Linked DNA regions of Mus musculus: region 2 is linked to region 1. Evidence: chromatin loops called from intact Hi-C (ENCODE). Cell type or tissue: gastrocnemius. All regions are shown on one strand. Links, peaks and the distances in the headings refer to the core of each region. The heading gives the core; the rest is flanking DNA. Region 1 overlaps Gm39558 (a long non-coding RNA gene). Region 2 overlaps Arhgap8 (Rho GTPase activating protein 8).

The links. A loop is a pair of places that touch in the nucleus more often than their neighbours do. Peaks named below come from ENCODE experiments on the same cell type or tissue, not always from the same donor. Only the 100,000 strongest peaks of a DNase experiment are listed, where the experiment ranks them.
Region 2: it touches region 1 in a loop (4-fold over the local background); 9 of 42 quality-filtered maps call a loop at or near these places.

The regions. Positions count from the first base shown.
Region 1 is chr15:84,989,330-85,004,840 of GRCm38, forward strand. Gm39558 (a long non-coding RNA gene) reads left to right here. Exons shown (of 4, transcript XR_875533.1): 2 at 1-127; 3 at 217-331; 4 at 15,047-15,278. Among named protein-coding and RNA genes, the nearest start is that of Gm39558, 9.0 kb to the left of the region's middle. In gastrocnemius, for the core only: a CTCF peak has its summit at 6,852 (motif pointing left); a DNase peak (open chromatin) is centred at 6,848; H3K27ac peaks cover 283 bases.
Region 2 is chr15:84,748,558-84,764,068 of GRCm38, forward strand. Arhgap8 (Rho GTPase activating protein 8) reads left to right here. Exons shown (of 12, transcript NM_001164628.1): 6 at 7,781-7,879; 7 at 8,463-8,573. Among named protein-coding and RNA genes, the nearest start is that of Gm52202, 35 kb to the right of the region's middle. In gastrocnemius, for the core only: CTCF peaks have their summits at 6,627 (motif pointing right) and 10,127; DNase peaks (open chromatin) are centred at 6,620, 6,932, 8,203, 9,801 and 1 more place; H3K4me3 peaks cover 286 bases.

The DNA of each region.
Region 1 (15,511 bases), core at 2,616-10,615:
CCTGGGATTTGTACCGCTCCCCTGAGATGCTCAGGGTAGGGCTTGAGTGACTAATTCCATGGTCCCAGAGCAGTGGTTCTCAACCTTCCTGATGCTGGGACCCTTCAATACATTTCCTTGTTTTATGGTGAGCCCCAACCATAACTTACTTTTGTAGCCACTTCATATCTAATTTTACTAGTTATAAATCATAATATAAATATCTGTGTTTTCCAGTGGTCTAGGGTGACCCCCATGAAAGGATCATTGAACCCCACAATGGGAGCTGAAATGACACACAGGTTGAAAACCATAGTCCTAGAGTCAGGCACAGGAGGGACTCTGTAAAAAGGTACGTATCTCGGAAATTACTGGCCTTTGTCTCCTCTCCCCTGGGCCTGTGGCCCCATCTATTAATGAGGACCCGGTGTGAAAATTGAGGTGACAAGCTGTGAGTCTGGAGAACTGAAGTTTGGCTGTGAGAACGAGGGAAGGGACCAGCCCTCAGACAGCATATGTGAGGTCTTAGACTGGCAGTGGTACTCTTCTCTGTTTCCAGGGAAACCGCATCACTGCCTACACATCCACAGTGCCGGGCTGTTGTTTGAAACCCTTGCTGCTCCAACACCATAATCACCTTTGGGGCTCCCCTCCCCTGGGGAGCCTTCTGAGGAGCTTGGCCAAAGCATTATGTCCTTAGCCACTTCACAATCCCTCTCCCTCGACCCCCACGCAGTCACTTCCAAAGGACCAGCATCAAATCAATTCACTCCATCGTCCCTGGCACCTATTCCAGGACAGATGCCAAAATGTATTTGTTGAATAAATGCAGGAGCGTTGCCTGGGTTTTCTCCATTCTCATTAGTTATACTCAGTGTTCACATGGGGACTCTCCTGAGCAACAGGTATGGCATATTTTGCACAGGACCAGTGAGCCGCACTTTCTCCACTCCAAGGTTCTACTGTTCCTTGGTCTTGGGTGCTTATCACTGAGTACATGTTAAATGAGTCAGGCTGGATATGAGTGTGGTTAGTTGCAAGCTGGCTTGCCTGTACACATCTATGATTCCATGACTCAAGGGTCGTAGGCCGGTGAGATGGTTCAGCAGGTTAACCTCTCATGTATGTTGTAATATACAACACATGAAAGTATTCAAAATAAAAGGAGTGGAGGACTGTGGGTTCGAGACCAGCCTCGGCCAGTAAGACTTAAAAAAAAAAAATATGTCAGAAAGACTTAACAACGGTAAATGCCTTGTTAGTCCAGCATTGCTGGCCTGGACTCCTAACCTATAGGTTTATAAGATAATAATTGTGTTTAGTTGTATTTAATGTTAATTTTGTGGCAAAAAAAAAGAAAACGTGTTATAAATATCCTGAGTTCACCTTTGTCCAAGCAGTCAGGGTTTTTTTTTGTTTTGTTTTTTGTTTTTTTTTTTCTGTTATTCTGCCTTCTGCTTATAGAAGCACACTGAAAAACCTGCCTGCCTGCTCTCAGCTGCAGCGTTTCATTCTGGAATACCGAAGCCAAGTTTAGCAGAAACACGAATCAGCCACAAGTCACTCACTTTCATGGCACAGTTGCTTCATGTTTCATGTTTCTGCTTGGGGCTTGCCTTGCTGTCTCCCTGGTATGCCGGGGTGACGTCTGTGGTTCCATTGTTAGCTCTACCTGTTTGGCGATAATCTTACTCAAAGAGCCAGTAGGGACAAATGCCCATGGACCCCTTTCCTAGTTCTCGAATGGCCAGAGACCTAGAGACTTTTTAGGAATGACTCTGGCTCATCTGAGAGCCCCATGCCTCTGACCTCTCTCCCTCAGGCCTCCATTTACTGTCTGTACAATGAGGTGAGAGACTAGATAATCTCAATTACTCCTGACCTTACTATCCTGTGGGTCTGTCTTAGTCAAGGCTTGTATTCCTGCACAAAACATCATGACCAAGAAGCAAGTTGGGGAGGAAAGGGTTTATTCAGCTTACACGTCCACATTGCTCTTCATCACCAAAGAAAGTCAGGACAGGAACTCACACAGAGCAGGAGCCTGGAGGCAGAAGCTGATGCAGAGGCCATGGAGGGATGCTGCTTACTGGCTTGCTCCCTGTGGCTTGCTCAGCTTGCTTTCTTATAGAACCCAGGACTATCAGCCCAGGGATGGCACCACCCACAATGGGCTGGGCCTGGGCCCTCCCCACTTAATCACTAATTGAAAAAATGCCTTACAACTGGATCTCATGGAGGCATTTTCTCCATGGAGGCTCCTTTCTCTGTGAAAGCTCCAGCTTGTGTCAAGTTGACACACAAAACCAGCCAGTACAGGGTCTATGATTGGGTCTCCAAGAGAAAGAAGGCAACCAGTCAATTCTTAGGGTAGGTGGACTATAGCCAGCCTACCAAGGGTTCTTCTGTCCTCCCCTGAAACTCTGCTAAGGGCAAGAGCTTGCTGGAAGGCAGGAGTGTGTACTTACAGCTTCCCAGCCAGCTGTTCTTATGACCCCAGGTTCTCCCCGTTGCTCAGAACTTGCTTCTTGACTTTGAACTTCCGATCCTCCTGCCTTCATCTCCCGGTAGGTGCTGAGATCACAGGTGTATACCACCATACAGGTTCTCTCACATCTGGGAAATTCAATGCAGCCATCCCCAGATCTCCACTGCAAGGTCTCCTCATTTCAGTCTCTGTGTGTACTATTGTGCATATGTATGAATATGCAGCAGGCAGGGGCTGGTTTTGGGTGTCTTTCTTTATTGCTCTCAACCTTATTTTTTGAGGCAAGATCTCTCACTGACCCGTAGAGATCACCAATCAGGCTAAACTTGCTGACCACCAAGCCCCAGTGATGCAATAGGATCAAAGACATGTGCCACCGAGTCCAACTTCAAAAACATATGGATTAATATATTTTTTAAAGATTTTACTTATTTAATGTATATGAGTGCTCTATCTGCATGAACACCTACATGCCAGAAGAGGGCATCAGATCATAGATGGTTGTGAGCCACCATGTGGTTGCCAGGAATTGAACTCAGAACCTCTGGAAGAGCAGATAGTGCTCTTAACAGCTGAGCCGTCTCTCCAGCCCAGATTAATATTATATTATGTATATGTTTTGCCCACATGTATGTCTGTGCACCCCATGTGCCTGGAACACATGAAGTCCAGAAGAAGGTGTTAGACCCCCCTGAAACTGGAATTCCAGTGATGAGCTGCCATGTGGGTTCTGGGGACTCGAACTCAGGTCCTCATGCTTGTATGGCAAGCATTTTGCTGACGGAGCCATCGCCCCAACCGCCAAAGAATACTGTCTACAGTATTATTTAGAATTTTTTTCCCCTTAGCACTCTATTTTTCTTTGAATAGCTCCTGTAAACAGCCCCGGAGGGGGCGACCTTGCGATTATAATTAGATGTTCATGCCTCTGTGAGAAAGGAGCCACAGAGTTTGAAAGCAACACCTCGTAGAGTTGAGAAGTTGAGGTCAGGAAGATTTGGGATAGCTTTTTTTTTTATTATTATTATTTTTTTTTTTTGGTTTTTCGAGACAGGGTTTCTCTGTGTAGCCCGGGCTGTCCTGGAACTCACTTTGTAGACCAGGCTGGCCTCGAACTCAGAAATCCACCTGCCTTTGCCTCCCAAGTGCTGGGATTAAAGGTGGGCGCCACCACTGCCTGGCAGCATTATTTTTATACTAAGAATTTGAACCCAGGACCTCAGACATACTGGCAAGTGCTCTCCCACTGAGATATGTCTATGTCTATGTCTATGTCTATGTCTATGTCTATGTCTATGTCTATGTCTATGTCTATGTCTGTGTCTATGTCTATGTCTATAGATCCCCAGCCATTTTGGACATTTTCTTTTTTTGTTTTTTGTTTGTTTTTCTTTTTCTTTCTTTCTTTCTTTTTTTTTTTTTTTTTTTCTTCGAGACATGGTTTCTCTGTGTAGCCCTGACTGTCCTGGAACACACTTTGTAGACCAGGCTGGCCTTGAACTCAGAAATCCGCCTGCCTCTGCCTCCCAAGTACTGGGATTAAAGGCGTGTGCCACCACGCCCGGCTGGACATTTTCATTTTAAAATAGGGTCTTGCTAAGTAGCCTAAACTGGCCTTGAGCTTGGAATCCTCTTGCCTGTTCTAGGATTCTAGGATTACAGACATGCACAGATACACATAAATAAAATCTTTACACAATAATAATGATAATTATTATTGTTATTATAATAATTATTATTTCCCTCCAGAAGCTCTGTATTATTTTGGTTTTTGTTGTTGTTGTTGCTGTTGTTGTTGTTGTTGTTGTTGTTGTTGTTGTTGAGACAAGGTTTGTCTGTGTAGCCCTGACTGCCCTAAAACTCACTCTGTACACAAGGCTGGCCTAGAACTCACAGAGATCCACTTGCCTCTGCCTCCTGAGTGCTGGGGTTGAAGTTGTGCACCCCTGGCTAGAGAGACTTTTCTAAAGCCCAAACCTGAAGTCTTCCCTTTTCTGCAGGTGGGACCAGATGTCCTGGAGCCAGCTGCCTTCTCCCTCCTGTTATTTCAGCATCTGCATCTGCACAGGCTGCCATCCCTCCCGCCACAAACTCTGAGTGTTATTTCCTCCTTCTGGAAAGTTCCTTACCATCAAGTTCAGACATCATTTTCCTAGGGAAATGTTGAGAATCTGTGACCCAATTCCAGCTCTGATCTTCCTGGTCCCTAAGAGCCTGTTTCTGCCCAGTACCCCTATGTCCTTTCAAGCCATCACACTACTATTTGGGGTGAAAGGTGAACCAGTGGGGGCAGGGGAGATAGTTCTTGGTGTGACTGCTAGGTCCTTGAGGAGCTGAGACGCAGTGGGCCTCTTGGGTGTGACTGCTAGGCCCTTGAGGAGCTGACACACAGTGGGTCTCCATGAATGCAGGTTGAGTCATTGAACAGTAAGTGAATCTTGGTAGCCACTGTCACAGGATTATGGAAACCCTAGCTGGTTGTCAGTGACAGTAGGGATAGTCACCAGAGGGACAGGCCAGCGGTGATATATTGTTCTAGCGCACTCATGGGGATCCCCAAAATCATAGTCCTGGATCCCTCTGGAGGACGCTTGACTCCCTGGCTGCTGTGGACCACAGCTGTACCTGGTAGAATAGGAATCTGAAAAAGCCTGGGTCTGGGGCCATGGTCAGGGGCAGAAGAGGAGGTGACTGTAAAAGGAGAACAAGAAAAATCAGGGACTTGGGTTCAAGTCTTGATTCAGCCTGTGGAGCTTAGTGACTGCCAGCCCCTCCCCTGCTACAAACCTCAGTTTCCCCATGAGCCAAAGAGGAAGTTCAGAGGGCTTCCTCCTCCTACATACCGACAGCTAGGAGGAAGAGGGAAGTGTCACCCTTAGTTCTGCTGACTCCCCAGCTGGGAGGGACAGCTCAGCCTCAGCTCCCTCCTTTGCAAAATGTGATGGAAATCGCAGCCCATGGCGCTGTGTGTAGGCTCCATGGGAGGCTGTCTGGCAGCCTCTGCACGCCTAGACTCCGTGCCTCTGTATTTCCTGTTAGACCCAGAGCTTAGAGAAGAAAAGTGTTTCGTTGTGTTCTCTTTTTATGCTGCCTGCCTCCTCCTGGCATGTTCTTGAGGGATGGATGTTGGTGACTCTGAGGGGAGCCCCCTGAACCCCTGCAACAGCACAGGAATGTCACAAGCTCCAGGCTATGCTTCTCCTAGGAAAACTAAGTGCCTGGGAAGAGGCCGCCGCCAGACCCAGGCTGAGGCAGGACTGGAGTCAGGGAGGGAAGACTTTCCGGAGGAGGCAGTCCCCACAATCTCCAGTTGTACTGGTGGCCTCGGCATTCCCGAAGAACAGTCGAAGTTTGCTCTCTAGCCAGTACTAGACTTTTCTAAGGCCTGGCCAGACTGGATCCATCTGTCAAGCTTGGGCAGCAGAGATGGGACCTGATTTCACAAGTCAGATTCTGCCCGTGTCAGTGACTCACCTACTGTTTTGAGGAGGAACCAGAGGCTAATTAAATTCAGGCTTTGAACCCAGCCCTCTTCCCCGCTTCCTCTTCCCCATAAATGCAGTCAAATCTGTGGAGGGCAGATGAAGGCTGGTAGCTTTGCAAGGCAGAGGTGGCAGGTGTCAGGGGTTAGGGGTCTAGGGTGGGGGGAGGGGTGGGGATGGAGTTAGACATGGAAGGAACATGGCACAGAGAGTGGGGGATGGGGGGGGATTGGGACAGAGTTCTGCCTTCCCTGGGATCCCAAAAAGAGGCCAACCACTGTGAACCTCCCTTCTCAGCTCTGCCGTCAAAACCAGGAACTTGTGCAGGACCTGTCCCCCAAACCTGCTGCCATCTTCAGGAGTTCTGCTAAGCCTGGTCACAAAACAAATGGTCACAACTGGGCATGTAGATGACTAACATTTTTCTCACAGACAGAGAGAACGGGGAGAGTCATGGGACGCTCACCCAAGTGTCCAGCCATCCCTATCTGTGTTCCCTAATTCTTAATTGCACAGAGCTTTGGGGTCTTGGAGTTGGGGGAGGGGCTGGAGGATATAGGGGAGGGGTGCCACATGTATTTAACTGTGGGAAAGTTATCCTCCTGTTTCATGCAGCCGTTTGCTAGGAAGCACCCACAGTCCTGCCAGCAACCCCCTCTTCCCCAACTGCCTATGCTTTGTGAGTAAGCCCAATAAACTCATAGGTGCCCCAGAGTGAACTTTGGTGGCATCATTGGGACCTTAGGAGGAGGGGCAGATATTAGTAGTGTCTCCCTCTGGAGGGAAAAAACAATTTTAGTAACAGGGCTGCTTTGATGACTGACAGGGTCCTAGTCAAGGGAGTGGCCTTCCAGAGCCCTGTGCCTGCCAAGCTTCCTTCTCCAACCCTGCCTCCACACTGCCCCCTTCTGTCCACTTGCAGCAGCAGCTTTTGCCACGGTCCAAAAAAAAAAAAAATCCAGGTTAGATCCACCATGGTGGAAGACCTTGTGGCCTCTCCTGTGTGCTAAGAGCCTATGGGCACTTCTGACTCTCAGTCACAATCAACAGGCACCCTTTGGGCATGGGTCTTCCTCCCAAAGAAGGAGTCGGCAGCCCCAGGGCAGGACAGAGCGGGTGCTGAAGCTGAGCAGGCACAGCCCACCCAGCAGCCGGTGAGGAGGTCTGCCTGGACAAGCAGGCTGGAACCACACAACACATCCACCGGCTTTTCTTTGAATATTTTAGTTCACACAGGACAGTTGTGGGTCACAACTCACACGCAGAGACATGTGAGAACTGTGTCGCTAGCCACTGAGAGTGCTGGAGTGTACAGGAGTGAACCTAGATGGACAATCCCCCCAGGAACTCAGGCAAACATCCTTTGTTTGTTTGTTTATTTGTTTGTTTTAAAGACAGGGTTTGTCTGTGCATCCCTAGCTGTCTTGGAACTCACTGTATAGACCAGGCTGGCTTTGAACTCAGAGATCTACCTGTCTCTGCCTCCTGAGTACCCAGCTCCAAGGTAAACATCTCTAAGGACAAGGCTGCTGTTGGCACATCATGCAGTCAATTGTTTTTTTGTTTTTGTTTTTTGTTGTTCTTTGGTTCTGTTTCTGAGACAAAGTCTCATGTAGCCAGGGCTGGCCTCTAACTCACTGCTGAACTCATTGGCAGAAGATGATCATGAACCTTTCAGATCTTCCTGTCTCTACCTATCAAGAGCTGGGGTCAGAAAGGAATGCCATCTCCCTAGCCTATAATGGAGTGTGTGTGTGTGTGTGTGTGTGAGAGAGAGAGAGAGAGAGAGAGAGAGAGAGAGAGAGAGAGAGAGAGAGATATCAAGCTATACACTAGGGGAAGGAACAGTGTATCACCAAACAGCTTAGAGCGACTATCCACATACAGAAAGAACAGAGTTCCAGGGCTGAAATGCAGTGCAGTGGTATAGTCCTACCTAGCATGCACAAAGCCCTGGGTTCAATTCCCAAAATTGCATAAACCAGGCTTGGTGGTGCATGCCTGTCATCCCTGTTGGGAGTGTCCAGAAGGCAGAGGCAGGAGAGATTACTGAGTTGTTAAGGGTTCTTGCTGTGTGATCATGAAGACCAGAATTGGATCCCAGCAATCACATGCCAAGCTGCCTCAAAGGAGTAGACAGAGTATGTATGGGTGGGACATCAAACACCCTCTTCTGTACAGAGAAACCCTGTCTCAAAAAACCAAAAACACCCTCTTCTGGCCTTCATGTAAGCACACATATACACATGTACACACACACACACAGAGGGAAAGACAGAGACAGAGAGACAGAGAGACAGAGAAGAATGTACATCTATACATATATGCACATACGCATATATGCACATACGCATGCATGTACACCCAAATACATATATGCACATACACTAAATAGACTATAGAAAGAACCTTTACAGGCAGAAAATAGCAAGACGAACTATCACTGAACTGGGGTGCAGCTCAGCATCATGGGGAAAAAAAAGCCTTCTAGGTGCAGATTAGAATAAACTGGCCCCCAAGAAGATGAAGTTATAAGCATACGAGAAGAAACTCAGCATCCTTTAGTAGGGAGTGAGCTGTGTCTGTGACACATCGCTACGCCCACTTCACAGTGTTCAGAAGTCAGACTGAGCGTGGCAAGTGTGGGTGGGTGTGTCGTGAGATTCCCGGGGCTGTGACAGGCTACCTGCGAACACAGCTTTAAAGGAGGAAAGGTCTGTTTTGGCTCTGGGTTCCCCAGGTCACGCCCACCACTCACTGCTTTGGATCTAAGGCAGAGTGTCAGGTGGTGAGTGGGTGTGGCGGAGGCTGCTCGACACACAGTAACCAAGACTCAAAGCAAATAGAAGGGGCAGGGGACAAAATGTCCCTGAGGGAACACCCACAGGGACCTGTACCCCTCAACCATCTCCTGGGCATTACCTACATCCTAAAGTAGTATTACCTCACAGCAGCCTGTCAAATATTGGCCCTGTCAGTGGATCCACCTATGGGAGAGATCAGAGCCCTTCTGATCCAGTCACCTCCCCAAAGGTCATTTGTGGACACTGCTGCAATAGGAGCCAAGCCTTCAAAACACCGGTCCCAGCCATAGCGGGAAAGCACAGGGCCAAACTGGGATTCTTGCCCACGGCAAGTGGGATGTAAGTGCGCAGGCACTTGGAAAACAACTTGGGGTTTCTTTGTTCTTGTTATTGTTTTGTGTTTTGTGTTTTTGAGACAGGGTCTGTCTGTGTAATCCTGGCTGTCTTGGAAGTCACTGTGTAGACCAGCCTGGCCTCAAACACACAGAGAGCTAGCTGCCTGCCTCTGCCTCCCCAGTGCTAGGATTAAAGTTGCACGATACTAACCTGGCCTATGTTTCAGGCACAGGTAGTGTCACTTGTAACCGCTAAAGGAGAAAGTGTCCCTCCTTTGATAGGCAAATGGGTCAACCAGCTGCAAATGTGTCACCTTACAGTGCAATCCGACTCAGCCATAAGAAAGAACAAACCATTAATATCATGTAATGATTGATATCACGTAACGAAAAGGATGACTCTCCAAACTATTACACTGAGGGAAAGAAGCCAGACCCCAGCTGAATGAGAGCCTGCTGTACAGTTCTATTTACATGTAGTTATGGGAAATGCAACCTAACCTATAGGGACAGAAGCAGACCTGGAGTTGGAAGGACAGGGATGAGGTGGGACAATGGAGGGGGAGATGAAGAGGAACAGAAGTCCAGCATTGTGGCTTATGCCTGTAATCCCAGATCTCAGAGTCTGAGGCAGGAGGGTTGCCATGAGTTTGAGACTAGCCAGAGTTACACAGTGAGCTCAAACATAACACACAGACACACAGATAGACACACAGAAAGAGAGAGAGAGAAAAGAGAGACAGACAGATAAAGATGGAACTAGATTACAAAGGGACAGGAGAAAGCTTTTAGAGTGGAGTGATTAACTTTGCTGTTTATGGGATACACACACACACACACACACATATATATATATAATGGGTTCATGGGATATGTATATATATTATGGGTTCATGGGATATATATATAATATATATGTATACATTTCTATTAAAACTCAGCAAATTATACACCAGGTGCATGCCTTTAATCTCAGTATTCAGGAGGTATAGGTGGGCAGATCTCTGAGTTCAAGGCAGGCCTCGTCTACAGAGCAAGTTCCAGGACAGCCAGGGCTACACAGAGAAGCCCTGTCTCAAGAAACCAAAAAGTAAATAAATAAAAAACAAAATAAAATAAAATGTAAAATAAAACTCAGAAACTTGTATAGTTCATTATATGTCAATTATACCTAAAACTGTGTACAATGTGGAAATGTAAGAGCACGGGCTGCTCTTCCAGAGGTCCTGAGTTCAAATCCCAGCAACCACATGGTGGCTCACAACCATCTGTAATAGGATCTGATGCCCTTTTCTGGTGTATCTGAAGACAGCTACAGTGTACTCACATAAATAAAATTAATAAATAAATCTTTTAAAAAAGAGAAAATGTAAGTTAGTTGCCAGTTTAAGGCTGTTATAGCTTCTGGCAGCTATAACAAAACACATGGATTAGGTGGCTAATCAATAATTAAAGAATTTAGGAGCTGGCAAGGTAGCTCAGTGGATTAAAGCACTTGCTACTGTCTGATAACCCAAATTCAACCCTAGGGGCCTTCATGTTAAAACGACAGAACCAACTCCACACATTGTCTTTAGATCTGCACACTTGTCCAAGGGTGCATTTGCATATCTGTGAGCTGTGGACAGAGACCGGAAGGGGACGCCAGGTGTCCTGCCGCATTACTACCCAGCTTATTCTCATGAGACGAGGTCTCCCTCTGAACCTGGAGCAGTGTTGGCAGCCAGTAAAACTCGGCAATCCTTTTGTCTCTCCAGCCCTGGGGTTACAGGTTGGAGTGGCCGTGTCTGGGTTTTTAAGTGGGTCCCAGGGATTTGAACTTAGAATGTCATGCTTCAACAGAAAATGCTTCTACCCACTGAACTTTTTAAAAAGATTTATTTGCATAATTTTAAATGATGTTTCTCTGTGTGTGTCTGTTTGAGTGTAGGTGCGCATGAGTGCACGTGCCAAGGAAACCAGAGGTCTTAGAGCCCCTGGAGCTGGAGATGGGTGTGAGCCACCTGGCATGGGTGCTAGGAACCAAACTGAGGTCCCCTGCAAGAGCAGTGCATGCTTTTAACTTCCGTGCCATCTCTCTAGTTCCAGGACTTCGGTTTTTTTCTTAAAACTATTTTTTTTTATTTAACCTGGGTCAGAAAGGCTGACTTGCAACAATCTAGAGGCCAGTGGTTAAGAAGTGTCCAAGTTCAGCTGTTCTAGATCCAGGTTAGCGATGGTAGCCTGGTTGTAGAGCCAACGGATGTGACGGCAGGGGCATCATCATCATCGGGCGGGGGCGGGGGTTGTGCTGAGCATTCTAACTCTGTGTTCTTGCGTTCTCAGGCTTCCTGCACAGGAAGCGCTTTACCCATGAGTCGTTTCTCCAGACCCAAATTAAAATTAAGGTTGATGCTGGGCAATGGTGGTGCACACCTTTAATCCCAGCACTTGGGAGGCAGAGGCAGGAGGATTTCTGAGTTCGAGGCCAGCCTGGTCTACAGAGTGAGTTCCAGGACAGCCAGGGCTACATAGCTAGTACAAAGATAGCCAGGGCTACATAATAGAGCTCTGTCCCAAAACAAACAAAACAAAACAAAACAAAAACTAGAAAACAAATGATAAGTTTGTGAGTGTAAATTGTCAGCTTAACAGAATCTAGAACCGCCTGGGAAATGAGCAGCTGGGCGTGCGTGGGGGTGTCATCTTGTTGCTAAGTTGCTAAGTTCTCTGGATAGAGGATCCTGAGCTATATAAAATGGAGCTGGGGAGCCCAACGCTAGCGTGCACATTTTCATTGCTTTCCTCTGACTGTGGAAACCAGCTGCTTCAAGCTCCTGCTGCCGTGATCTCCCAGCTGTAACCGGCTTGTACCTTGTACTGTGTGATCCCAAATAAACCCTCCTCCCTCCCTCCCTTCTTTCTTCCCTCAGTTGCTTATGTCAGGGCATTTTAACACAGCAAGAAAGAAACTTAAGGCAATGATAAACTGCTTCTTTATATCCCAAAGTTCTTTCAAAAGAAAGGAAGAACGAAATCCAAACCAAAAAAGGCTCTGATACAATTTGGCCCCAACCACCCAGGTGCACACAGACACGCGCTCCCTGTCCGCGGCTCCCACAAGTGCCGCCAGGGGGCACTTGACACCAGCGCTGGGTGCGGGACGCAGGAACGAACTCGCCGGGCCTAGAAGGCACTTCCTAGCAAGCCTCCTGCACCCTGCGCTTCTCATCCCGCCTTAACGTAAGTAATTCCCTTGTCAATTCCCAAGTCGGGAGCACGGATTTTCTTTGAGGAATTCCGCCTCCAGGGAGTCTTCCTGGCCTGGGACGGGCCTTGTTTAGTCAGCCTTGTCTGCGCAGTTACTCATTGACATCTTCTAAGGGACAGTCACATTCACAGGCTGGAAGTAAGGCTGCATCACTCACCATCCCGGAATGATCCTCAGGGGATACCTTTGAGGGCTGGAGCCTTTTGCAACAGTCTGGTATCTTAGGTGGAGGAACCCTGCCTGAGAACTCTTACTTAATCATGCTCCCTTAGGGCTGACTAGTCCTTCTGAGCCCGGAAAAAGAGGCTTCTAGGCTTGCCCTGAAAATGACCTTGGTGTCCACCTTGGCCTTGCTTAGACTATTTCCAGATGGTCCTGGTCCTTCTGAGCCTCTGCTTGCTGGCATGGAAGGTTCATTCGAGAAACAGGTCCTGCATTTGGGAGTAGTTACAAGGCTCCGCTTAAAAGTGGACACCTATAACACATAGTCTGGAAGACATTCTGTCATCCCTGAAGCAATGTCTCTCTCGTGGTTGGATTTGAATGTGCTAGAACATTCAGCCCTGGGTCTGTGGCTGGCCCAGGTGCTGGCCCCTGGCTCACATGAGCACAGTGCAGATCATGCCAAGACAGGACTGAGACTGTCTGGATTCAAATGCTAGCTTCTGCTCTCCATAGCTGTATGTCAGGAGGAAATGGTCAAAACCTACGTGTGCCAGGGCTACCCCGAGGATTCCCAGGTAAAGGTTAATGATTAGTTTTGCTCTTGGGCTAAAAAGCCACCACCAGATGTCCAGGGAGCTGGGAGAGAAAGGATAAAGCTGGCTTGGACCTGGGATGGCCGTGAACTCTGAGAACTAGGCTTAGGAATGCCCTAGGCTGTCCTTACCTTTTCCTAGAGTGACAGCACATGGGGTATGGGGAGGGTCTGTTCTCTAGAGAGGACTTTGCCCAGGGGGGTCAGAGTTCAGGTCCTTTCATGAGGATGTAGGAGATGACCATAAAGTAATAGGCAGGAGGCCTGGGGCTCGGGCTTAATTTCCTGTAGTCTTAGAGTCATTATGGCTGCTTCTTCCCAGACTGCCCAAATTCTGAAAGGCACGCGCGCACACACACACACACACACACACACACACACCACAGAGAGAGAGACAGACAGACACATACACTCAGACGCATATATACAAATATATACACACAGACACTCAGACATACACACAGCCACACACACATAGAGACACACAATCAGACACAAAGAGAGACATACACAGATATATATATATATATATATATATACACAGAGATACACACACAGAGACATGTGGACATATACACACAGAGAGATACACACAGAAACATATACACATAGAGAGACACACACAGAGACACACATACCACAGATACATACACACAGACACACATATACAAATATAAACACAGACAGACATACAAACACACAAACACAAGGATATACACACAGAGACATACATACACACAGAGATACATACACATAGACATGCAGATACACACACACACACACACACACACACACACACACATGAGTGGGTATGTACACCAAGTACAACCTTCTGTGGAGGCATCAGATTACCTTGAAGATGGAGTTACTGGCAACTGTGAACCACCAGACTAAGATACTGTGAACTAAGCTTGGATCCTCTGTAAGAGCCATTCGCTATCTTAACCTCTTAGTCATCTTTGTAGCCCCCAAATTTTGACAGTATGAGCAACCCCAAATTCATGAGTTGAAGCCCTAGCAACAGTGTGACTGTTATTGGGCATGGGACCCCTGGGAAAATCACTAAGGTCAGAGAAGGGCATGAGGGTAGGGTGTTCAGATCAGTGCCCTGGTGTGGCACAGATGACAGGAACCTTTGGTTTTGAGTGTCCCCTTCTGTCCCAAGTATACCATATACCATATGTGGACAGGACAGGTAGATATGTACCATGCACTTATAATTCAGCTGCTGAGGGAGCTGAAGAGGCAGGGTAGAAGTGTCAGGCTTAGCTCAGGGATAGCCTAGGCAACTTAGTGAGACCCTGTCTTAAAAGAAAAAGTAAGAAGAGAAGGCAGGCAGTGGTGGGACACACTTTTAATCCCCGCACTCCAGAAGCAGAGGCAGGATGATTTCTATGAGTTCAAGGCTAGCCTGGTCTACAGAGTGAGTTCCAGGACAGCCAGGGATACACAGAGAAAGGCTGTCTGGAAAGAAAAGAAAAAAAGTAAGAAGAGGATGGGGGATGAAGTTGGGAGGTAGACTGTGTATAGCCTTGGATCACCACCCCACCAGCAGGTCAAAAACAACAAAGAAATTAGGACCAGGTGTGGTGGAATACGACTTTAATTTCAGCACCCAGGAAGCAGAGGGAGGTGACCTTTGAATTTGTGTCCAGCCTGGTCTATATATTAAGTTCTAGGTCAAGACTACACAGTAAGACCCTGTCTAAAAAAAATAAATAAAAATAAAAAAGGTAACTCAATACAGAGTTTTTATAGAAAAATTAGAAAGTGTAGAAATTAAGAAAAAAAGAAAAGGGTTCTCAAAGCTGGGTTACCCAGAGCTAAGGACTGCCCTTTGCAGGTGTTTGATTTCTGTTTCTGTTTGTTTCTGTTTCCCACTAGCTACTGTAACAAACATTATACTGTTGGTGGCTTAAAAGAACACAATTTGATCTTCTCCCCTCTGCAGGGCAGAAGGCAGATCTGCTGAGAGGATGAAAGCTGGGCCCTGATGGAGCTGATTTCTTGAGCAGCTTCTGGGGGAGATCCAGGTCTGGATGGAGCAAGCCCATCTCTGGGGAGCTGAACCCCTCTGCACCTGCAAAGCCCTTTCTGTGCACCCCAAATTCTGGAGGATATGAGGGCTGGGGGGGCTTTTGTTCAGCCTTTCAAAACCAATCAATCTTCCTTCCTCCCCTCCCTCCCTCCCTCCTTCCCTCCCTCCCTCCCTCCCTCCTTCCTTCTTCCCTCCCTCCCTCCCTCCCTCCCTCCCTCCCTCCCTCCCTCCCTCCCTCTCTCTCTTTCTTTCTTTCTTTCTTTCTTTCTTTCTTTCTTCCCCCAAGACAGAATGGCTCTGCCTAGCCCTGACTGTTTTGGAACTCCCTCTGTAGGCCAGGCTGACCTTGAACTCAGAGATTTTGCCTCTGCCTCCCAA
Region 2 (15,511 bases), core at 3,545-11,544, 240 kb before region 1:
AATGGCATGACTCGCTTGGACCTTTGGTACTGGCTAATCAATCATGGTGTTTCCAGGAATGAAATACATAGGAAGCCTACTGCATATTTGTTTGATCTGTATAAGCAGAAAAATTCTCAAACAAATGAAAGAAAGGCTACATTAGATCGTGGTAAACAGCAATCTCGGCCAGTGAATCAATTTCCAGACTTGAGACAGTTTGCAGATCCGGAACCCCTTGAATGAAGGGGTGGCCAGGTTCCTCTGAGGAAGGATCTTGATAAGACACTCAAAGGTTTTGCTGTTACCCTTTCTCCAGTTCTTCCCCAGAGGGACCTACGGCCTTTTACAAGGGTAACTGTACACTGGGGAAAAGGAAATAATCAGACTTTTCGGGGTCTGCTGGATACTGGTTCTGAGTTGACACTGATCCCAGGGGATCCCAAGAAACATTGTGGCCCTCCAGTTAAAGTAGGGGCTTATGGAGGGCAGGTGATTAATGGAGTTTTGACTGATGTCCGACTCACAGTAGGTCCAGTAGGTCCCCGGACACATCCTGTGGTGATTTCCCCAGTTCCAGAATGTATAATTGGGATAGATATACTCAGAAATTGGCAGAATTCTCATATTGGTTCCCTGAACTGTAGAGTGAGGGCTATTATGGTTGGAAAGGCCAAATGGAAGCCTTTAGAGTTGCCTCTGCCAAAGAAAATAGTGAATCAAAAACAGTATCGTATTCCTGGAGGAATTGCAGAAATTACTGCCACTATCAAGGACTTGAAAGATGCAGGGGTGGTGGTTCCCACCACATCTCCATTTAACTCTCCTATCTGGCCAGTGCAGAAAACAGATGGATCATGGAGAATGACAGTTGATTACCGAAAACTAAATCAGGTAGTAACTCCAATTGCAGCTGCTGTACCAGATGTAGTTTCCTTACTTGAGCAAATTAACACATCTCCTGGCACCTGGTATGCGGCTATTGATTTGGCAAATGCCTTCTTCTCAGTACCTGTCCATAAGGACCACCAGAAGCAATTTGCTTTCAGTTGGCAAGGCCAACAGTATACCTTCACAGTTTTGCCTCAAGGATATATTAACTCTCCTGCCCTGTGTCATAATTTAGTTAGAAGGGATCTTGATCGTTTGGATCTTCCACAAAATATCACATTGGTGCACTATATTGATGACATTATGCTGATTGGACCAAGTGAGCAGGAAGTAGCAACCACTTTGGACTCATTGGTAACACATATGCGTATCAGAGGATGGGAAATAAATCCAACCAAAATTCAAGGACCATCTACCTCAGTGAAATTCTTAGGAGTCCAGTGGTGTGGGGCATGCAGAGATATTCCTTCTAAGGTGAAAGATAAGTTATTGCACCTGGCCCCTCCTACAACCAAGAAAGAAGCACAACGTTTAGTGGGTCTATTTGGATTCTGGAGACAACACATCCCTCACTTGGGTGTGTTACTTAGGCCTATTTACCAAGTGACTCGGAAAGCTGCTAGCTTTGTGTGGGGCCTGGAACAGGAGAAGGCCCTTCAACAGGTCCAGGCTGCTGTGCAGGCTGCTCTACCACTTGGACCATATGACCCAGCAGACCCGATGGTACTTGAGGTATCTGTGGCTGATAGAGATGCTGTTTGGAGCCTCTGGCAGGCCCCTGTAGGTGAATCACAGAAAAGACCTTTGGGATTTTGGAGCAAAGCTCTACCATCATCTGCAGACAACTATTCTCCCTTTGAAAAACAGCTCTTGGCCTGCTATTGGGCCTTAGTGGAAACTGAACGTTTGACAATAGGACACCAAGTTACTATGCGACCTGAACTACCCATCATGAGCTGGGTACTATCAGACCCTGCAAGTCATAAAGTGGGACGCGCACAGCAGCAGTCTATTATCAAATGGAAGTGGTATATACGTGATCGGGCCAGAGCAGGTCCTGAAGGCACAAGCAAGTTACATGAAGAAGTTGCTCAAATGCCTATGGTTTCTATTCCTGTTACAATGCCATCTGCTGCCAAGCATGCACCTATAGCCTCATGGGGTGTTCCCTATGATCAACTGACCGAAGAGGAGAAGACTAGAGCCTGGTTTACTGATGGCTCTGCACGTTATGCAGGCACCACCCAGAAGTGGACAGCTGCAGCATTACAACCCCTTTCTGGGACAACCTTGAAAGACACAGGTGAAGGGAAATCTTCACAGTGGGCAGAACTTCGGGCAGTACACATGGTATTACAGTTTGTTTGCAAGAAGAAATGGCCAGATGTACGATTATTCACTGACTCATGGGCTGTAGCCAATGGATTGGCTGGATGGTCAGGGACTTGGAAAGATCACAATTGGAAAATTGGTGAGAAAGACATCTGGGGAAGAAGTATGTGGATAGATCTCTCCAAATGGGCAAAGGATGTGAAGATATTTGTGTCCCATGTAAATGCTCACCAAAAGGTGACTTCAGCCGAGGAGGAGTTCAATAATCAAGTGGATAAGATGACCCGTTCTGTGGACAGTCAGCCTCTCTCCCCAGCCATCCCTGTCATTGCTCAATGGGCACATGAACAAAGTGGCCATGGTGGTCGAGATGGAGGTTATGCTTGGGCTCAGCAACATGGGCTTCCACTCACCAAGGCTGACCTGGCTACAGCTGCTGCTGATTGCCAGATCTGCCAACAGCAGAAACCAACACTGAGCCCCAGATATGGCACCATTCCTCGAGGTGACCAGCCAGCAACCTGGTGGCAGGTTGACTACATTGGACCACTTCCTTCGTGGAAAGGACAGCGTTTTGTTCTTACTGGAGTAGATACTTATTCTGGTTATGGATTTGCCTTTCCTGCACGTAATGCCTCTGCTAAAACCACCATTCACGGACTGACAGAATGCCTCATCTATCGTCATGGTATTCCACACAGTATTGCTTCTGACCAAGGAACTCATTTCACAGCCAGAGAAGTACGACAGTGGGCTCACGATCATGGAATTCACTGGTCTTACCACATTCCCCATCATCCTGAAGCAGCTGGGCTGATAGAAAGATGGAATGGCCTTTTGAAGACGCAGTTACAGCGCCAATTAGGTGGTAACAGCTTGGAAGGCTGGGGCAGAGTTCTTCAGAAGGCAGTATATGCTTTGAATCAGCGCTCGATATATGGTACAGTTTCACCCATAGCCAGGATTCATGGGTCCAGGAATCAAGGGGTGGAAAACGGAATAGTTCCACTTACTATCACTCCTAGTGACCCTCTAGGAAAATTTTTGCTTCCTGTCCCCATAACTCTAGGTTCTGCTGGCTTAGAAGTTTTGGCTCCAGAGAGGGGAGTGCTCCTACCAGGAGCTACAACAAACATTTCATTGAACTGGAAGCTCAGACTTCCCCCTGGTCATTTTGGGCTTCTAATGCCCTTAAACCAACAGGCTAAAAAAGGAATAACAGTGTTAGGAGGGGTGATAGATCCAGATTACCATGGGGAAATTGGATTACCTCTTCACAATGGTGGTAAGCAAGATTATGTCTGGAGTGCAGGAGATCCCTTAGGGCGTCTCTTAGTACTACCATGTCCTGTGATTAAAGTCAATGGGAAACTACAACAGCCTAATCCAAGCAGGATGACAAAGGACGCAGACCCATCAGGAATGAAGGTATGGGTCAATCCTCCAGGAAAAGAGCCAAGACCTGCTGAGGTGCTGGCTGAAGGTGAAGGAAATACAGAATGGGTAGTAGAGGAAGGTAGTTATAAATACCAATTAAGGCCACGTAACCAGTTGCAGAAACGAGGATTATAAAGTAATATGAATGCCCATTGTAAATTTACTAATGCGTTTGCGATTGTACGAGGGATAGTTATATCATGTTAGGCGTATTTACAACCTTGTTATTGTTTCATGTGAACATGAGATATTATTTGTGTCAAGTTGACAAGGGGTGGATTGTAGTGGCTATTCCTGGTTGTCAACTTGACAATATTTGGAATGAACTACAATCCGGAATTGGAAGGCTCACCAGTGACCCTTATCTGGAGGCTTGGAGATCCTTATCTGGATCTTGGTTTGAAGATCTTGAGCCATAGTGGCTATGGATTCCAGAAGATTGAATCTCCGAGTTAAGGAACACACCTTTAATCTGGGCTATGCCTTTCATCTGGGATTAAAGGTGTGGTGGAACACACCTTTAATCTGGGCTACACCTTTTGCTGGAGACAATATAAGGACATTGGAAGAAGGGAGTCTAGCTCTTGCTCTTGCTCCTTCGCCTGCTTGCTGCGTGAGACTGAGTAACTGCTAGATCCTTGGACTTCCATTCACAGCTGCGACTGAACAATTGTTGGGAATTGAGCTGCCGACTGTAAGTCATCAATAAATTCCTTTATTATCTAGAGACTATCCATACGTTCTGTGACTCTAGAGAACCCTGACTAATACACATGGGGACTTCTGTCAGCTCTTTCCAAGTCAGGATTCTTTCTCATTGGCTAATGATTTCTCTGCCAGTATCAGGAATTGCTACAAGGGACTGTAAGACCTGCCTCTTCGGGGACCCCTGGGGCATCTTCATTTCCTCTCCATTTAGCCACAAGCATCAGGCACAAACTGCACCCAGCCACATGGTGAGTGGGTGAGCTTTATTCAGGCGGGTAGGGACACTCAGGCGAGGGAACGTATTCAGAGAGGAAGTGACAGCATCCTTCCTGGTCAGCCAGGAGGACTCAGGAAGAGAGGGCACACACATAGTGAGTGGTCACATGGCCCTCAAAACCTTTTGCTGCCTCCTCCTCCTCTTCTGTCATATCCTCCTGACCCTTCCCATTTGTTGATATCTACCTACAGTGGCTCAAAAGTCCACAGCCAAAAGGAACGTTCATGTTGTGCCCTGTGTATAGGTGAGAATGCAGGACAGAGACAAGGGCGGGCATCACATCCTTTCTCCCCACTCCCCTCTGACTTCAGCAGCCCAGCCCACCAAGTCACCAAGTGCATGGAAAACTCCAGTCTTCCTGCATCCCCCACCTCCTACCTATCCTCCTTGAGGGTTCAGTTCTCGAGTCTCCATCACTCAGACGCAGTCACACTGTTGGTATCAGATCCCTCTTCACTGGACAATGAGCGACCCTAAAGGTCATTCAGGTCCCAGAGCCTGCAAATCGGTCACGTTCCACAGCACAGGAGTTATGCCGACAAGATTAAGCTGAGGAGTTGCAAACAGAAGACACTTGGAATGTTCTCCAGGCGAGAGGTGAACAATGGGGTCCTTAGAGTAGCCTTTCCCAGCACTGTAGGGGAAGAAGCTTAAAGGGGCCGTGCTGCTGGCTTCGAGGATGGAAGCAGGAGTCCCACACAAAGGGTCGCAGGCACCTTTAAGAACTAGAAGAATTAAGGGGGCCACAGCCCTGCCCGCCCATGGTCTTCCCCACTGACCTGGACCCCATGGAGGGTATGCTGGTGCCATTTCAAGCTGTTTCTTTTGCTCCGGGTCCCTGACAGCTGCCTGGGGACCACCCATCTATAACCTAGGACCCCAGGACCCCACCAGTACATGTTCTTGAATGTCTGCCTGCATTGATGTGTGTGCTTACGCTACACATTCCTATTCAGTGTGTATGTTCATTTGCATTCACAGAAGCACACACACACACACACACACACACACACATGCACACACTCCATCAGTGGCTCCTGGAAAGTGCTGCGACCTTGCCTCACCTCACCTCAAGTCCCATCCCACACTTCACCTGGCCTATAGTTCAACGTGCCTTCCCCACAGCCCTCATGTTCTATGGAACGTAGCATGCACCACCATGCCTGGTTTGTTCTAGAATATTTTTAACTCTCCTTTGGGGGTTGAATTATCAAGTCACCTTATGTTATACACCAAACCATCTTATGTCTTTCAGCCATGCCTTCTCTACCTCTAAACAGGGGAGGTCAGTGCTCAGAGAGGTCATACAGCTTCCATAGGTCACACAGCTTGTGAAGGACTCTGGACTGGGATCTAAGGACAGAATGAAACCTGAACACAGGATGAAGTGTGTACTCACACACACTTGAACTTGGATCCTGAGCACTGTCCCGACTCTTCCAGCAGCTGTGGGTGTGGCACAAGTCTTGCCCTATGCCTGTGCTGGCATTCCTGACTGAGCTGCTCAAGGCCCTTCCGCCAGTGTAAAAGGCCAGATGGGTCATGTCTACTTACCCTCGCTAATCCTAGGGTCCAGCGGGTGCCTGGCTTAAAAGCAATCGTCAGACAGCTACAGAGAGAAAGGTGGTGTGTGGCTCCTGAGTGGGCAGGTGTGACATGGGAGGTCCCCAGAGTGCTGAAGCAGATGTTACTGTCTAGAAAGTTCCACAGGACAGCTAGGTCCTTAGTAGGCTCAGTGGGCTCTTCCTGTCCATACACACAAAAAAAACCATTAATAGCACTTCATACCCCAGAGGAAACCTTAATGTCCCCAGAGCAGAGGCAAAACTGTCCCCGAGTTGTCTGTTATCTGAACAGATAGGTGAGGATGCCCCATAAGACCTGTCCCAACCCTTTCCTCAGGGCCTAGGGCCTGCATTCTTTCCCCAGATAAGGCTCCCTGGCTCCCTTGCTCATGGCTGGAATCTGGCCCCCAGGTCTGATCCACTCTTGTCCACAAGAGGGAGCCAGTGCACAGGCCTTGACCTCCCTTGGGGTGTGGGAACTGTTTTAGGTTGGACCCGGAATTCTACTCCACTCACAGGGGTGTCCCATCTATCAGATCCCCTGTGGTCTTGTTTTGTTTGAGCAGCGGTAAGTTAGATAATCTTAATTTCATATTATCTACAATGTGGAGCACACATGGGTTGTTTTAACTGCAGCAGAATCTGGCACTGCTGAGCACAGAACTTGCCTTTTCTCATCATTGCAATGTCTACTTACAATGGTTCAAGTTCACAGTCTGTATCAGTGGGACCCAGGCCTTGGCAGATCACCAGCCTTATCCTGGACCCCTGGGAGAGAATAGAAAGGCTGGCAGAGGCCATGTCTCCCCATGGCCTGAAGCATCCCTGGAGAGTCTCCCAAGGTCCCTGCCCTTTGGTCTGTCAGGGAGAGGAGATGGCCCAACACAAAACAATTACTCATCTCGGACCATAGTGACTTCAGACATGCAGGCTCGGCTCACTGGTCCTCTGAGCTGGCACATAGTTATGGTCAGTATCAAAGTCAACCTGGCAGTATGGAGAATCACATGGGAGAGGGGTCTCTGGGCATGTCTGTGAGCAGTTATCCTATTAATTGAAGCGGGAAGACCTGTACCATGTGGGTGGGACCATTCCCCTGGCAGCAGATCCTGGGTTGTATAAAGAGAGAAAGGAACTGAGCAGTGGTATACGTGTGTGCATCGTCTGCTGGCCTGGACATAGATGACCTGCTGCTTCGAGCACCTCCTACGTTGACATCACTGCCATGATGGGAGTGTTGCTTGAACTTTGAGCTGAAATAAGTCCTTTCCCCCTTAAGTTGTCTTTGTGCAGTATGTAAATTCACAACCAGTTCAAAGTAGAGGCATAATTATTTTATGCATGCGAGCCTCTAGGGCCTGTGGCATATTCTGGGTGTCAGTGCATGCTCTGTCTTTTGTTTGTTTGTTTGTTTGTTTGGGGAGGGGGAGGTTCAAGACGAGGTTTGTCTGGGTAACAGCCTGGCTGTCCTGGAACTCTGTAGACCTGGCTGGCCTTGAATTTACAGAGAACCACTTGCCCCTGCTTTCTGAGTGCTGGGATTAGAGACCTGCCCCCTCAACATTTTATTCTCTTGCTTCTCCTTCCTCAGTCACAAGTTTGGGAAAAAAGTCACCTACTGCAGCAACCTGCGTGAGCTCCGAGAACACCTTCAGTGCGACCAGCTGCTCATCCCCCCGGAAGTAGTGCGGTGAGGGCCCGCCCCCGCCCCCGCCCCGCCCCGCCCCTGCCCCGCATGGCTCTGGGGTCCGGTATCCACGTACATACATGAGGGAGAGCAAACCACGAAGGCTGCATACAGTACAAGTACAAACTGATTAAAAACACATCCAGGCACGGGTTTGCCGTTCTGCTTCTGAGCCGGATATGAAAGGGGTTCCCTGGTGTGCTGGTGAGCCGTGTGTGGAATGAAATGTTCTAGGAGTGGCAGGCGCGGGGGATTCGGGAAGACAGCTAGCGGGCGTTTCATTCAGCTCCTGCTGAATGCCCCACTGAGTGTCTGGCAAGCCGGAACGCAGGGTCAATGAGCAGAAACTCCGTGGCTTCAGGCCTGTGCCAGGCAGGCCAGCTCCAGTGAAGCTCCTGAGCCTGGTCTTCACTTCTCTCTGAGGATGCGGCGCCCTGCCCCGGGATGCCTGAAACTTACAGAGGTAGAATATGTGGGTTTCCTATTGATGCGGATGGGGCTTAGTCTCCACATAGCACTTGGAGATGACTTCTATGGCTAAAAGGCTGTCCCCCTGTGAGGTGACACTCTCCTGTTGTGTCCATAGGTATGACGAGAAACTGCAAAACCTGCACAAAGGTCAACCGCCCCCGCCCACCAAGACACCGCCACCTCGGCCGCCTCTGCCCACCCAGCAGTTTGGCGTCAGCCTGCAATAGTAAGTAAAGGAGAGATACTCTGCCCTCCTGAGCAGTGGGACCCCTCTCTGTCCAAAGAGGTTACCCCAGGCCTCTGCCTCCTGCCTACAGGAGAGATAAAGGTTCAAGTCCCCTCTGAGGTGGAGTGGCCGCTGCTCCATGTGTACCTGGGCAGAGGACAAGAGCTTTTCGGCCACCCTTCAGTTCTGGCTCCCTGCTCTTTGGGCCTTTCCTGTCATCTTCCAAGTGAGACATGCTCGAGGGACTTTGATCTTTGGTGGATCTGTCATTTCCTACCTGTTTACCAGGCCAGCTTCATTCACGTGCATCTTGGGCCCCTCCCCCAGAAGCCTTCCCCAGTATCCCATCACAGCATCCCCAGTCCAGGTTCTTATGTGCCCCACCCTCTGGGTCATGAGTTTGTCCCTCTTTGGGTCTCATGCCCTGGTAGTAGACCTGGCCGACATAAATCCAAGGCGATGTTTTATCCTAAAGAAGCTGAAGCGGTCAGGCCACCCACAGCACACTCGGGAAGAGCTGGACACTTCAGTTGCTTTGTGTGAGAGACCCGCACGAGGTTTGATTTTAGGTCCACGAGGAGCTGGGCACCCTGGGAAGAGTTTAAGGGAAATCTGTTGGGGATGTAAGTTTGTCCCTGTGCTTCCTGGGCTACCAGGACAGGATTCCTCTTGTCCTCTTGTAGACGCTGGGATAAGACCCATCCAAATGCTCTCACGGTCTGCAGTGCATGTGTAGAAAACAAAATATGCCCAGTGGATGTCACATCCTAACCTCCCCAGTACCTGTGGCTGCAACTGGCTGGCAGGAAGGATTTTGCAGATGTGAGCAGCGTCTTGAGATGGGAGCTAACTGGGACACTTTGGTGAGCCCAGGGTAGCCCCTTGGGTTATATAAGCAAGAGTCTGTAAAGCTGCAAAAACAAAGAGAATATCCCAGAGCCTCCAGGTCCTCCCCCACCCCACACACACACCTATTCTAGACTGTAAGGTAAATCAGGGTATTGTTTTAAGCTAATTAGTGATGACAGCCATCGGGAAGCATCCTGAGGTGGTGAGGTGGCTGTCACATGCTTCTGTACCTGTCAGCTAGGGAGGTGTGATAAAGCAGTGTTCTCTGAGTGGATGGAGCAGGATGCGTCCCCAGGGGAGCACCTTGGGATATCACAAAGAGGACTGCTGTTCCTCCGAGTATCTCCCTGGATCTCCACTGTCTGATGGAGTTTTCTGTTGTGACGGGCGTGGTCTGCTGGACCAACTCCAGGTTGAGTGAGCACATGGCTACTTCCTGTCTTAACAGCTTCAGTAGCACCTGTGCCTGCTCCTGGGTCACACAGTACCTCCCCACCCAGCCACACGTTCTCAGAGAGAAAAATGCAGTAAATGGTGAAATAGTCCCCCTCCCCCCCAAACTAGAACACAAACTTGCCACTAAAGAGTACTTCCTTTTCATGGGTTATGAAAGTTTGCTGCTGTAACTCCCTGGTGGTCCACACATCATAGATGCTACGCTACCCCAAAGGCAGGGGAGAGCAGGTGCCTGCAGTAACTACAATGCCCTCTAGGGGTCGCTGGTGAGAGCTCATCACTGCGGCACCAGGCCATCAAGAGACAAATTTTCACAATGTTTCTGAGGCCTCTCTGTGGCCTTTCTGCTTCTATGGTTCTACTGCCAATGTCCCTAGTGGTTCTTTCACTCAGAGCTCCTTCTAAAGGCTCCAGCCATACTATCTGATGGCCTGTTGTACCCCGCAGAGCTATCTCTGTCTTCTCAAAAACAAAACAAAACAACAGAAAACACGAGTGCTTGTCACTAAGCCAGAGTACACTATATTCCACCATATACCGTGATGTGCCATGTGTCTGTGAGGCAGAGATATATCTGGGGCTCACTGGCCAGCTGGCCTAACCTAATCAACACCTACTGGGCCAGTGAAAAATGACACCCATCCATAGTCGCACCTCCTGCTTACAAGCATACATATACACACAACCACTTGAAAACGGAAAACAAGGGTAACGTGCAGATTCGTACATTGGGCATGGGCCTGAGCATCGAGATTGGGAACCTGTTGGTGGCTGTCGTCAGTCTTGCAGCTCTACCGTGTAGCTGGGTTTGGGGGAAGACTTGGTTTTTGTTTTATTTTATGCATGTGGGTGTTTTGCCTGTATGTGTGCCTGTGCACCGTGTATGTGCCTGCTTCCCACAGAGGCCAGAAGAGAGCGTCAGATCACCTGTAACCAGGGTTACAGATGGCTCTGAGATGCCATGTAGGTGCTGGGAATGAAACCTGGGTCCTCTACAAGAATAGACCGTGCTTGTAACCGCTGAGCCGTCTCTCCAGCCCCAAAGAGGGGGCTGTTTTTGTCTACCTCAGGCAGGAGAGAATGACAGATGAAGGAGGGGTTCTGTCCAAGTGTAGTCTGCAGATCAGTGCATTGATGGAGTTATTCATGGGAGCATAGGTGACTCAAGCAGCTGCATCACTGAGAAGTCCCACACCCCAGCATTCCTGGAGCCCCCTGTGGGATTTGCAGACAGCTCCAAGAGGCCCTCCTTCCTAGCAGCAGCTCATTGTTTATATAACCTTATACAAGCCTCCTGTGTCTTGTAAGTTTCTGGTGAGTGTAGTGAGCCTTGTGAATTTCCCTCCTCCCTCTCCCCTTTCCTCCCTGCTCCAGGAGGGGATATGTCTTTATGAAGCAAACAGCTACCCAACCAGGACACCCGGGACACCTTCGGTGATTCGAGCCCTTTCAGGATATGTTGACACAGAGTTGTCAGTAGACGGGAGGCTTCCTAGCAATGTGACAATCCCAGAGTTATTTCTGTTCCAGGATCAGTAACTGCTTTTAACAATCAATACATGGAATAAACAGGCAGAGCTGGGGTGCAGCTGGGTGGTAGAGTGCTTGCTTGCCTAGTATGTGCTACCACTGCGGCCACTCCAACACCACACAGGAAAATCCACTTCATTATCTCTTTAGAGAACAGCAAGCAACATCAGATGCCTTTGAGTACATTCCGGGCACGCCACTTTAAGACATAATCTGTGTGATTGCTTCTTTAAATTAATATTTTATGCTGTCTCATTGCCAATGACTATAATAAAATGGCAATAAACGTATTAAATAAAGCACCAGATATGTAATTTGTTTGGACTGTGAATGAATGGAAGACATTAAAATTCATAACCAAAGCCTAGGCGCCAATGTTAATTTGCTGATTTAAGTTCACGACAGAAAGCCATCCCTTGGAATGAGCCGCTTAAGCCAACAGAGGAAGGCGAAGTCAGGGAGTCAGAGGTCTCCTGGCTCAGCCAGGGCTGGGAGGCATTTGCTTAGCATGTGCAAATGCAGCACTGCAGAAATATACAGGCTTGCTTGCCATCCTCAGGGAGAGAGGGAAGAGCGGTGTGAGTCTCCTCTGGGTACCCGTGGAGTCTGGGAAAAAAGGGTGAGGTGGGCCAAACTTTCCAGGTTTGCAAAGTCCAAGCTACTGATTTTACACTTCCCAGTTTCTCTAAGTCGAGGGATCCGAGCCACTGCGTTCCAAACTAACCCTGCCCAAGAGCCTTGCGACCATGGGCCTTGCCACAGAGCATGCAGATTATGTGCCTTCACTAGCCCCCTCCTCCAGGAAGCCTTCCCTGATGGCAGCACACAAATTAGGCTGTGTGAGCCTCCTCCCTCCTGATACCTCCCCACATCCTCTACCTGCCCCTCAGAGTAGGATTTAGTGTCCAAATTCAGGACTGATGTACGTGTGCATCTAGGAACTGTCCAGGCCTGGATTATTGGGTCACTTTCCCCTTTTCTAAGTATGCAGTGCTGTGTGGGTTAAGTTTGTCACACCGGTGGGCAATTGCCACCATTGTCTAATCCCAGAACCACATCTCTGGCCCTTCCTGCCTCACAAGCCCCTCATAGACTCAAGCCCACTTTCTATCTGGAACCACACCATGTGTGACCACTTTGAGCTGTATCTGCCTGGTGTCATTTTGGGGGTCATACCAGATTATGTTCGTTCTCTAGCAATTACTGAATATACCGCTCGTTTCCACCTATTTCCTATTATGTATAACAGTGGTCTGAGAATTCACATGCAAGATTGTGAGTTTCTGGGTTTTCTGTTCCCTTGGGTCTACAGCTAGACGGTGAATCACCTGCTTCCCCGATGCTGGGATTCTAAGCACACACACCTGCCTGTCTTTTTATGCGGTTCTAGGGCTTAAACTCAGGCCTGTGTGCTTGATTGTATAGCAGGCACTTTACCTGTGCACCATCCCTGAAGCCCTCACCATGCTTTGTTGATGTCCTGAGAGTATTTGACCTGCTCCCTTGTGATTGGCCTAGTGGTGGGGAGTGGGCTGCCCTGGACCCTGTTTCTATGCTGTGTGCGCTGGCCTAACTTACTGTGTCCGCAGGCTGTGGTACAAACATTCCTGGAAGCCAGTGTGTTGGATGCAACTGCTCTTTCCAGCAGAGCAATGAGGCACAGCAAGAGGCACATGGGTCACAGGCTCCAACCACACAAGTAGACCTGGAAATTCCCTCTAGTGAGTTCCTTCTGGGAGGAAAGGAAATAGGTAGGAAGTTCCTCCTGCTTTTCCCCTCTCTTGTGCTCAGTTCCCTTCTGTCACATTATGATATGACAGAAGTCCTGGCCAGGAGCCCAGCAGATGTAGGGCCCCCTGCACTTGAATGTTCTGCCTCCAGAGCTATAAGAAAGAACTGTATTTCATTTATAACTGACACTGTGTCAGGGATTTTGTTATAGCGATAGAATAAGAAATAGGCTCTCTACCTCGGTAGAGTTTTAAGACTCTACCATGAAGCCATTTTTGCCCATCCGGAGAGGACTGGCTCCATAGATGCGAGGCTTCACATTTCGGACCCAGTCCTGCTGTCCTGTAACTTCCCAGCCCCCTCGCTGACTCCACATGCCCCGGTTCCATAGACAAGCTGTAGTCTGTACCTTTTGTGCATATGCTTTCAATCCCAGAACCCAGGAGGGCAGAGGCAGGTGCAACTCTGTGAGTTCAAGGCCAGCCTACTCTACATAGTGAGTTTCAGGACAGCCATAGCTATGTAGAGAGACCCTGTCTCCATTAAAAAAAATGTGTGTGTGTGTGTTATATACTATAATATATATCATATAGGCATTATGTGTATATTCATGTGAGTTTGTAGTACCCTTGGGGCCTAGAAAAGGGTGTCAGACCCCCATGTTGTTGGAGTTACAAGTAGCTGTGAGCTGTGAGTTCAGTTAGGAGTTGAACTCGGGTCCTTTGGGTAGGAGAGTGTATACTATTAACTGACGAGTTGCCTCTTAGCCTGATTTTGACCCTGCTTGTACCCACACCAGAAAGTGTGACCTCACGTAAAATGATTTACCTAAGAGCTTCAGTTTGTCCTCTATAAAAATGGGGATGAAATATTATGACTACCAGACTCTCAAAGGCACATGAGGCAGAGCAGTGACCACCAATCTGTTGGCGCTGTCCAGCCGCCTTGGCATCTAGGACCTCCCTGGCTGACTCTGTGGCCAAGGGGCTTTGTGGGTTCCTTCTGTCTCGGGGATTGAACAACCATTTCAGAGGTCTGGCATAGGCTCGGGAGACAATGACTGTCTTGGAGGGCTGGAGAAGCTAGCGCCCTGGGACGGACCCAGACACTCACTGCCTGCAAACAGCCAACCAACCAGCTTCATGGTGGTGGCTTCCCCACCCCACCCCCTCAATCCCCTGTTTGTGCATTCACCACACGCAAGGCATGCAAAAGTAGGAAAAAGCCTTCTCTGACTGATGCCAGGCCCTTCTCCCTGGGGACAGGTAGTGTCTATGAGCAGAGCCTCCCCAGTGCCTTCCGGGCAGATGGCTGGACATTGCTGTCTCCCGGGCTGCTTCTGAGGGTGCCCTTGGCCCTTCAGCTCAGGGGATGGATTTAATGTGCCCTGAGAGCATCTTTACAAAGACCTGCCCCTGCCCTGTACCATTGAGGTGCTCAGGAGGGACATGGTGTGACATTTCTCCATTGCCCTGGGCATACCCGCCCAGGCAGGAAGTGAGTGGGGCCCATCTGCTCTCCTGCCTGGGATAATTGTTATTCTCAGCACTGACTCTGCAAGTCCAGGGAACAAGCCTCTCTCTGGGTCACCAAGTAAGGGCTTGGGACTGTGGGGTGTTACAGAGACTCAGAACTGGGGGAAGGGGGGTGTCCTGAGTCTTAGCAGCGACTTCCAGTCAGGTCCCTGGTTGCTATGAATGCTGACAGATAGAGGCAGAGTGCCACTCCTTAGGTCCACAGACTAGTGGACCAGAGACTTTGGAAAGATTTCTCCCTTAATGGAGCCTGGGTTTTTTTCTCCGCCAACAGAGAGTTCAGGTTGAATGGTCCCAAAGGCTCTGCCCACCCAAAGATCTGCTTTTAAGTAGTAAAGTGTGGGGGAAGCACCCAGCGCATGTGTCTCCAGTGGCTCAGGCTTGTATTGCATGCTGAGCAGGACTCTCCAAGAAGAGAGCCAGCCCGATCTTTTTTTCTGTGTGACCTGAAAGGTCACCACGGCTTGCCGGGTCGACTTGTTTCCCTCTGCCATGGGCCATTTGTGTTCTGCTTGGGGACCCTGCTCAGTCCTGGCACGAGAATGATTTCTATCATTGATACTATTAAGCCTTCCTGCTTAAGAATACGCCTGCATCCCCAGAATTGGGAGAGGGGCTGTCAGTACCCTTACTTTACAAAACTGGGAGACTGAGGCTCAGGAGGCTATGGGACTGGCTGTCAAGAACACAGCTCTGGAGATGGCTGGCACAGGCCATCAGACTCCCTAGAAAGCAGCAGTGCGGCTCCTGCTGCCCTGTTCCTCCCTCTCCAGAGACATCACCTCCTCCCTGACAGCTGGCAACTAGGAAGTTGACACAGGGCAGGCTAGGAAGGGC